2 separate regions of the Mus musculus genome follow, and region 2 is linked to region 1. The links are chromatin loops, found by intact Hi-C in ENCODE. Cell type or tissue: left cerebral cortex. All regions are shown on one strand.

Region 1 (5,000 bases):
CAACCCTGCCTTTTCCCATCGAGAAGTAGCTGTGAGGGGCTGCAGTGTTGTGGCATGCCCCATTTGCTCTCTGGACAGTCTTTGATTCCAGGCTCCTTCCCTTGTTGCTCAAGACCTTAAGGGGTCTAAGAACTGTTTTTCCTTACTAGGAATCAAGTTGAGGTTTTCATGAGTGCTGGATGTTCCTTGCCAGTTAGCTTCTCCCCTGTGCCCGTCTAAGGTCTGCATGAGAAGCCCTACTAAGCAGATCTGTTCCAATACAGAGGGGCTCAATACCACAATCCTTATCTAGATCAAACCTTCCATTCTATTCCTTGTAGGTTTGAATTATGTTACACTGTGATGGTCCTAAGCCTGTCTCAGCACTCCAGGGTCATCTACCACCTTTAAGGCTGACAACTGCTATGTTAGCCATGCTTCTCAATTCCCCTCTGCCCTGTAGCACAACATGTTCGCAGGTGTCTCGGATCAAAATTGCTTTCTTTAGTGGGAGGAGAGGGACATCTCCTGCCTACCGCCAAGTGTCATGAATATTGGGTTGGTTTATACACCAGCCATTATGGTGAAAGTCAGGCTTGTAATGTTATCTTTTATTTTTTGAGATTATAATATAACTATATTACATCATATCTTTCTCCCTTCCCTTTCTTCCCTCCAAACCCTCCCACACACCCCTTCTTGCTCTCTTTCAAACTCATGGCATCTATTCTCCATTAATTGATTAATAGCTCTCTCTCCTCACTTAAATAAATAAGCACATCCTACTCGGTATTATTTGTGTACATTTTCAATGCGATTTGGATTTGAACAACCAATCATTGTGCTCTCTCTGAGGAAGACTGTTTCTCCCACTCCAAGTGGTCCTTAGTTGTCTGTAGAACTTTGTGTAGGGTTGAGGTCTTCTGGGCTTTCCCCATCTACTTTGGCATTATCTGTTGATTTGGTTCTTGTTCAGCTCAGGGTTAGGCAGCCATATTGATGGATTTTATGGGCAGAGCTTCTGCCATTCATTCCTAGGAGACACCACTCAGAGAAAACTCTCTGGTCTCACAATCTCTCTGCTAGTTCTTCCAAAATATCCCTGAGCCTCCACTGTGAGCTGTTTGTTTCTGCTCGTTGTGATGGTCCACTGATAGGATACGCTGAAGAGGCAGAGGCAGGAGGATTCTAAGTGGATGGGTTCCTAAAAGAAGTGTTCTGGACAATTCTCTGGACAGGCAAAATGTTCTGTCTTCTTTCCCCATCTGCATTCAAGTACTCATAAATTATTTTTGGTTTTTGTATATCACTTTTCCTGGGAGACATGAACTGATGATGGGTAAGGAACAGATGATATATCAAAATATGGATACTACCAAAGTCCAGCTTGGTGAGCCAGTGGGTTTTATTTATGTTAGTTATAGGAATATGGGTAAAGGGTTATTTATAGGAGCAGAAATGATGTAAACAAAGCTGCATCTAGCCCAGCCCAGCATGAGTGACCACTCACAAAAGCTAGAAACCTGGGGAACACTGATCATCTTACAGGCAGCTCAACAGGCTGGGGAGTGTCTCTTTTAGGCAGATAAACTGATCTGAGCCTCTTTCCAGGCAGCTCAGGTTCTCCGAGAGTGTCTCTCAACAATCCTTACTGCTTATGAGAGACCTGCCAGTGAATCTGTTCAGTTTCAGGAACTTCCTGGAAGTCTTTACCTTATTTACTTCTTGGATCAAGAAGCTTATCTGCAGGACAGAATGTTTCTCTCCCTTGAAAGCATCTCATATCTTAAGAAGCTTTCCTCCAAGATGTAGGGTTTTTTCCTCAGAGGACACTGCTATACAACATTGGTTAAGAAAATATAATTTTGTTTTTAGTGGGCTCAAGTGTAAACTAGAGTTTCATTTGCTACCATCTCTTTAATTCACACTGCATTGGCAAAACCAGTATGTATTTATTGGTCTGTTAATGTTGGCATTAGTCATGCTTGCTGGTTGTACTCTTCAGATGGCTAGGATAAAGATAAGTAATAATTTTGCTTTTCTGTAATAATGGTTTCTGTAACAATGCGGTCTTACTTGAGGCTTGACTTTATGATCTATTATGATGCAGAATATATGAGCTCTCAGACTTCCAGTCCCTTGTTGTAAAAAACAGCATCCCAGAGTACAGATGTGAGTTAAGTGTCTGTAGAATGTGTTTACTTTTATGTCTTTGGCTATGTGTGTGTTTGTACATCTCTGTGCTTGCTTGTATTAATGGGTATTGTTTGTTTCTTGCACACAGATACATATAAATATATGTTAGTTGTGTAGAATTGTTGTGTAAGTGATGTAGATTTGGCATGCATGTGCATGGTGTTTCTCTGTGATGTCAGGTTTGAAAATCCATGGTTGCTGGCTAAGCACTTTGCACAGAAAGGTAAAGACTACCCTCTAGTGTTCAACAGGAGACATTGCCCTGCCTCAGCAATGTCTGAATTGCCTTAAATAAAGTTGACTCCAGGGATGCTGGGTTGTTCCCCCCATCTACAAGACCATGTGTCCAGGCCTGTTCTTGAGATGCACAAGAGGACATTGGTTTCTGGAGTTTAGTATTTGTGAAACAGCGAAGGCTCAATGAACAGGAAGCTGTTTGATGGTGTGGAGTACAAGTAATGATAACAAAACAAACAAACAAACAAACAACAAACACCACTCCCCCCCAACCCAAACAAACAAACCTCTCATACATTCTGGGACTGATGCAGGGTCACTTAGGAGCTGAAGGGACAGGGAGAGGGCGAGTCACACTAAGTTTCTATGAGACAAGTCAGGGGCAAGGTTGTAGAAACATTTTTTTTCTGCAGTATATAAACTAATCCCTGGTCTTTACAGTTGCATTTCCCTGTGTCCAAGAAGGAGGCTCTGTAGTGTATGATTGTCTTATGGCCCTGCCTGGGCAGGGCTGGGGTTCATTGCTTCTTGAGCATATGGGAGCTGATAATGTCAGGAACTGAGCCCAACTAATTATGTACTCTGTAATGTGATTCTCTAAATACAAGATGGGTGCCACTTATCCATTTACAAGATGAGAAAACTGAGTCCCAAAAAGCTGCATAACCCACCCAAGTTCACAAATTTGAGACATTTGAAGGTCAAAACAGCTTCCTTATTCACTACTAGCAATTTCAGAGTAAAGACATGCAAGCAAGGGCAGGGAGCTTGCTTGTAATTTATCACAGTGGAACAAAAGTACCAGGGCCTTAAGAAAACATGTCAAAGTCTTAGTAAGTGTGTAAAACCCAACCTTTTCAATAAGTGATTGCCTTAGGGTTTTAGTGCTATGAACAGACACCATGTTCAAGGCAACTCTTATAAGGACAACATTTAATTGGGGCTGGCTTACAGGTTCAGAGATTCAGTCCATTATTATCAGGGCTGGAGTATGGCAGTGTCCAGGCAGGCTTGACACAGGTGGATCAGAGAGTTCTACGTCTTGTTACAAAGGCAAACAGGAGAAGACTGGCTTTAGGAAGCTGGGATGAGGGTCTTAAAGCCCACACCCACAGGGTCACACCTACTCCAATGAGGTCACACCTCCAAATAGTGCCACTCCCTGGGCCAAGCATATACAAACCATGACAGTGATGTTGAGAAAATAGTTACAGATCCACACATAAAGATGAACCTTTATTTTATATCACATATAAAAATTAAGTTGTAATGAGTCAGAGACAAAAATTTGAAACTATAAAACAGTTAGGAAAAAGCCATGGGGATAAAGCCTTTGCCATTGGCTTTGAGTTCTGCTCACCACAGTACAACCAATATGCTCATTCCTTGATGCTGGTTTTAGCAGTGACTTCCAGAACATGACAGGGGAATTATGAATGATTATGGAAGAAGATGTAAGGTAAATTGGGCTTAAAATTGAAAATGTATGCACACCAGAAAATATTATAAACAGAGTATCAAGGTAATCATGGGTGGAAGACAGGATTTGCAAACAGAATTCTTATCGGCATTGAGAACTAGGAATATATAAAGACCTCCCCCAGCTCAGCAACAAGCCCTAAACAGCCTTATAGGAACTAAGAAAAGGGACAAAGTGAAGATGCCCACTGTCCCCCTTCTCAAAACAGTACTAAAAGTTCTAGGTAGACCAATTAGGAAAGAGATGAAAGGTAAAAAGGAAAGGAGGAAGTTAAGTTGTTTAATGAGGGCACAATCTTATGTGTAGAAGTCCCCATGAAAAAACTGGAAAACATAAATTACCTAACCCAGGAAATTTGTAGGGTACAAAAATCAGTGGAATTTTTATTCATTGATAATAAGCTGAGAAGGAAAGAAAAATATCTCCGTTAATAATAGCAAAATAAACAAGTAAATAAATTAGTGAAATGTTTAGGGATAAAGTTAGTCAGAACTTTGTGTCCGAGGTCATAAGGCACCAATGAGAAAATAAGAGAGTTATTCTATGTCCACAGCTTTAAAGGACGGATATTGCCTACCCAGAGTGATCTACAAATTCAACACAATCTATTAAAATCCCAACATCGTCTCCTAGACATAAGAAAAACAATACCAAAACTTGTATGGAGTCCCAAAAGGGCCAGAGTTGTTTTGTTTTTGAACAAAAAGAACAAAGCTGGCGATTTCATGCTCATTGGTTTCAAAATATGAAGTCTGTGTAATGAAGACTGAGTGCTGCCGTCATACAGACAGACACATAGATCAGTGCCACCCTCCGAGGACCTTTGAAGTAGTTAGATGGAATGAGTCTCTTCAGTAAGGGCGGGATTGGGAAACTGGGGAACTGTATGTAGAAGGATGAAGTAGGATCTTTATGCTGCTAACAAAAATTAACTCAGAATAATTAAAATATCAATATAGATTTGAAACCACAAAAACTAGAAGACAGGCTGTCTGTAGGACATTTGAAAATCAGTGACAATGTGGAAGAACGCTGTCCATTGTGGGTGGTGCTACCTCTGGGCTGGTGGTCCTGGGTGTTATAAAAAAACTCAGGCTGAGCAAACCAT
Region 2 (5,000 bases), 630 kb before region 1:
AGTGAGTTCCAGGACAGCCAGGGCTACAGAGAAACCCTGTCTCAAAAAAAGAAAAAAAGAAATTAACACTCGCCGTCCCTTCTTAAGAGCAGGACTAATATACATATCAAGCTATTTGGACAGAGGAAGTTTGTATACGTACTTCGGTGGAAAGGGCATCCTTTAAAATGGAGAGGCTTCCCGGTCGTGGACCCAGTTCCTTTTTCTCCTGTACACAACGCACGAAAATTTTCTGCAGTTTTGGGAACAATATCTGCAAACAATTCTAAAACAATTCGGCCAACTGAAGGAAAAGAAAAGGACATCTTGTCAGTGTGCAAACTGAACAGGCAAACCAAACGGAGATAACGAATTACACAACCAGTGGCTAACACCTCATCCAACGTGTCATTCAGTTCTCTTTAACCACGTCACTAACTGGAGTCACAATGCTGTGGACAGATCTTCTGCGCTTACCACTCTTTAAATGAAATTGTGCATCCTTTAACTGCCATCTTCCCAGGCTATGGTACCTATCATGCTACTTCTCTAAGTTCAACTTTTTAAAGAGTCCACAAACGTGAGAGCCTATTGTAGGTTATTTCATGCACCATACTATCCTCTAGAGTTAACTACAAAGTTATAAATAAGATTTCCCTCTTTTAAAGGCCAGTGTTATATTCTACTGTGTATACAGCACGGTGTATGTTCTCATGCTTTGACAGACACTAGATTGGTGCTGTGTGTGTTGGCTACTGTGAATAACGCTGCAGTGCCTCGGGTATGCATACAAACTTCATCTCCCTTGAAAATAAGCCCAAACACGGAACTGTCAGATCCGTGTCACTGTCATCTCATTGTCATTTTTCTACGATTCCTATTTAGTCTAAGGAAAGCTTCGTAGATCTAAACTTGAAACAACACAAGATTATAACTAATTACAGCATCCAGGCGATTAGCTGCCTAGGAAGCACAACATGGTTTAATGTACAAAGGATTTAAAACCCTAAATCACTTAAATAATATTCAGACTTTTAAATTTTTTTATTCTGGGCTGGAGAGATGGCTCAGTGGTTAAGAGCACTGACTGCTCTTCCGAAGGTCCTGAGTTCAAACCCCAGCAACCACATGGTGGCTCACAACCATCTGAAATGAGATCTGATGTCCTCTTCTGAAGGCATCTGAAGACAGCTACAGTGTACTTAGATATAATCATAAATAAATCCTTAAAAAATATTTTTAAAAAAATTTTATTTTATGTGTGAGGCTGAGGCATGTAGTGTGGAGATCATGGGACAATCGCTGGGATTCAGGGTTGGTGGCAGACACCTTTACCTGCTGACCTATCTCAGGGGCCCTGCACTCAGAATTTCTAATCGCTAAGTAACTAACAGAAGACATAGTCCACTCTGTGTTCTATGGAAACTGCCTTTTGTAACCTCTGAAACAGTTCCCTTCTCAAGAATCCAAGAGACAGTTAACAATAAAATCTGTTACAAAACAAAGTGAATGCATATATACCCGTGTGTGTACCCATCCCAGCAGGTCTGGCCTACAACTCTAACATGCTTCAGAAAAGCCCAATTGAGTTACAAAGCAACACGAGGGCTTATGACAGTGTTTCTCAACCTTCTTAATGCTTCCACCCTTTAATATAGTTCCTCATCATAACTGTAAGTTTGCTACTGTTACGATTAGTAATGAAAATATCTGATATGCAACTCGGTGAAATGGTCGTTTAACAACCCACCCTCCAAGGAGTTTCCTCCACCCACCGGTTAAGCCACTGGCTTAGGGCTTCTTAGCTCTGAATCCTAGGTAACCATACAGACATAGTGCTCAATTCCATGATGCCAAAACAGCACAAACGATCGCCTACTTAAACTGCTACTATAATCAGTAATAAGGAAAAAGCACTAAGCACGAAAGTCACTCTAATTTGAAAATGATCTGGTAGCTCCCAATGTAGTTCGTGTACCAAGAGGCACGTGGCGTGTCTTGAGCCCCCCAGGCACATATCCAGGAAGCATACCGAACTATCCACCACTACTCGTCAAATCATTTCACTTTATAGTAAGTAGTGATGCAAAGGTTGCAGGGAAGTGCGATCAAAAAGAGACAAACGATAGGGACGCCACGATCCCTAAAGTAGAAGTAGAAATTTCCAGAAACTTCCACCGGAAGGGAGAGGGCGCAATCTGGACTCGTGGAGGCCAGGGCTCGCTCCGTCTGGGACCTAGGCTGCTATCCCCCTCCGGATCCCAGGCCCCGAGCCGCCGAACAGCCAGCGGGCCAAGGAGAACCGCAGCAGGGAGGCCCCGGGCGAGGGAACCGCTGAGCCGTTCGCGCCGCTCACCTCGCTCCCCGCCGATGTCCACGTCAAAGAAGACTCGCGGGTTCTTGGAGTTGGAGGGCTTGGCTGCCGGGGATGCGTGGGACATCTTCACTGCGGGCACTGGGCAGCGGGACACGAGCACCTCGTGCGCGAGACCGGAGCAAACTCTACTGCCCCTCTACGTTATAACCTGGCAACGCGCGGAAGAGTTACTTCCTGCGCACCGCCGGAAGCTGTACTCTGGTTTCCGGTGGCGCCTTCACCTTCCGGTTTCTGCGCCTGGCCCCTAATGCTTCTCTTTAGGTGGCTGTAGTGGCCGTCGGTTTCTTTTTAGTGTGTGCGCCGTTCCCTGGTGTTTGCTGCATCGCTGGGTGGAGAATTTGGAAACCATCCTAGCCTCGACTCTGCCACGAAATGCCAGTAACTACAACGAAACTTAGTTTACTCGTCTGTAAAATGGGGATAAAAATGCCTCCTCTGAGCAGACATGGTGGCTAGGCGGCACGACCTGAGTCTGATCCCCAGGATCCGTAAGGTGAAAGGAAAGAATGTTATCACCCAGTTGCCATCTGATCTCCACGAGTATGTCGTAGCATGCACACAGAAGCGCACATACATAAATTAATTGGTGCCTTCTTTTTCTTAATGCCTACCTACCTAGGGAAGGCGTTTTGGAAATTAAAGACATAAATTACTTATCAGAATGCCTGACATAAACATGTGGCTTCTAATAAATAACAGATGTCCAGTTACTATTGCCATGTTATTGTCATTTGGCCGTTAAGTTGTAAGTGACCCAGTCTAAAGCAAAGGCTCCAAATGCGCTGATGTTGAGAATCTAAAAGAGGATTTATTTGACTTCTGTTAAAACTAGATATCCTATAATAGTCTGTCTTTTTTTTTTTTTTCTAATGGGCTTGGTGTAAAATACACAACTTAAAGTTGAATGTGGTTATTCAGTACTGAGGAGGTAGAAGCAGGACGATCTATGTGAGTTCCAGGCCAGCCTGAGCTATGCCAGTAAGAATTTAAAAAGTGGCCATCCAGAGACTGTCCCACCTGAGGATTCATCCCATATACAGTCACCAAATCCTGACACTATTGTAGATGCCAAGAAATGCTTGCTGACAGGAGCCTGATATAGCTGTATATAGAGGCCCTGCCAGAGCCTTACAAATACAGAGGCGGATGCTCACAGTCAACCATTGGACTGAGGGGGTTGGGGGTCCCAATTGAGGAGTTAAGGAAAGAATTGAAGGAGCTGAAGGGGTTTGCAACCCCATAGGAAGAACAACAATATCAACCAACAGAGTTCTCAGGCACTAAGCCACCAACCAAGGAGTACACATAGCTCCGGCTACATGTATAGCAGAGAATGCCCTTGTCAGGCAACAATGGGAGGAGAGGTTCTTGATCCTATGAAGGCTGGATAGATGCCCCAATGTAGGGGAATTGAGGGTGGGAGTGAGTGGTGGGTGGAGGAACACCCTCATAGAAGCAGGGGGAGGGGGTGGGATAGGGAGTTTCTGGGAGTGAGAAGCCAGGAAAGGGGATAACATTTTGAAGTGTACATAAAGAAAATATGCAATTTTTAAAAAAGAATAAGAAAGTACATTTAGGACGAGTAGCTTTGGCATAGGCCTGTTATGCCAGTAGTTGATTCCATGCCAGGAGAATCCAAAGTTCAAGTTAGCCTGGGCTAAGTAAAGAGGCACTCACTCCAAAAAGACAAAAAAGGAGGTAAAACATTGTTAAGACTGGCCAGGTGGCACTTATGAGGTAGAAACAGGAAGATGGATAGTCCCAGGTTAGTCAGTACTACAGAACGAGACCTTACCTTTAAAAAATAAATAAATAAACCAGCCCAGGAAAAAAATTAACCAGCCCAAGTTGGTACCCAGCACCTATAATCTCCGCACTAGAGGCAAGAGTATCAGGAGCTAAACACCCAAACAAGCTCGCTCTTCTGTAAGTTGCCTTGTTCATGGTATTTAATCACAGCAACAGGAAAGTAATTAGTTCAGATCAGCAAAGCAGTTGGAATCTTCTATCCTGGTCATGTCCGGGCAGCAAACTGGTCATTTATATTTTGTCTTGCACATGACAATGATAAAGTTAATTAAAATGTGTGCTCAGGGGTCTGAGAAGATGTCTCACTCAATATGCAGGCGGATCCCTGGCACCCACTCAAAGGCTGGGTGGGGTGGGCACACAGTGGTCCCAGTGCTAAGGAAGATGATTCCTGGAGCAAATTGGCCAGTCGATGTGCTCGAAGTTAAAGGAGAGACCCTATCTCAAAAAATAAGATGGAGACCTGCCATACTCAATATCAAACTCTGCCCTCTACATTCATACACACATCCAGACAAACACATGCAGACAATACACACACACACACACACACACACGTTGCTGTTGTTCTAATCTACTAACTTGAAATCACTGAGGGCAGTCTGGAATGCGTAGAAAAACTCTCCTAAAAGGAAACACAAGAAGGAGGAGAGAGAAGAAAAGCTAGGGGCAAGCTGAGAATGCTGGCTCCATTCTCATAAGAAGGAAACTGGACAGGATGATTCTGTTGTTGTACAAGTGTCTGGGTGTGAAAACTGATGTAAAAGTTACTCTCCCGCTACCTAGGATTTTTTCCACAGTAAGTGGCTTTTTATGAAATTCGTATTACTAGAAC

The links. Hi-C counts contacts between places; a loop is a spot of excess contacts. Peaks named below come from ENCODE experiments on the same cell type or tissue, not always from the same donor. Only the 100,000 strongest peaks of a DNase experiment are listed, where the experiment ranks them.
Region 2: a loop joins it to region 1, with 6 times the contacts of the local background. A loop is called at or near these places in 30 of 42 quality-filtered maps.

Annotation. Positions count from the first base shown.
Region 1 is chr3:78,956,413-78,961,412 of GRCm38, reverse strand. No RefSeq gene overlaps it. Among named protein-coding and RNA genes, the nearest start is that of Gm23440, 21 kb to the left of the region's middle. In left cerebral cortex, a CTCF peak has its summit at 2,424 (motif pointing left); a DNase peak (open chromatin) is centred at 2,381.
Region 2 is chr3:79,588,893-79,593,892 of GRCm38, reverse strand. It overlaps Ppid (peptidylprolyl isomerase D (cyclophilin D)), which reads right to left and starts at 2,556. Exons shown (of 10, transcript NM_026352.4): 1 at 2,336-2,556; 2 at 143-283. The coding sequence starts at 2,420. In left cerebral cortex, a CTCF peak has its summit at 2,481; a DNase peak (open chromatin) is centred at 2,542; H3K4me3 peaks cover 1,796 bases; H3K27ac peaks cover 1,074 bases.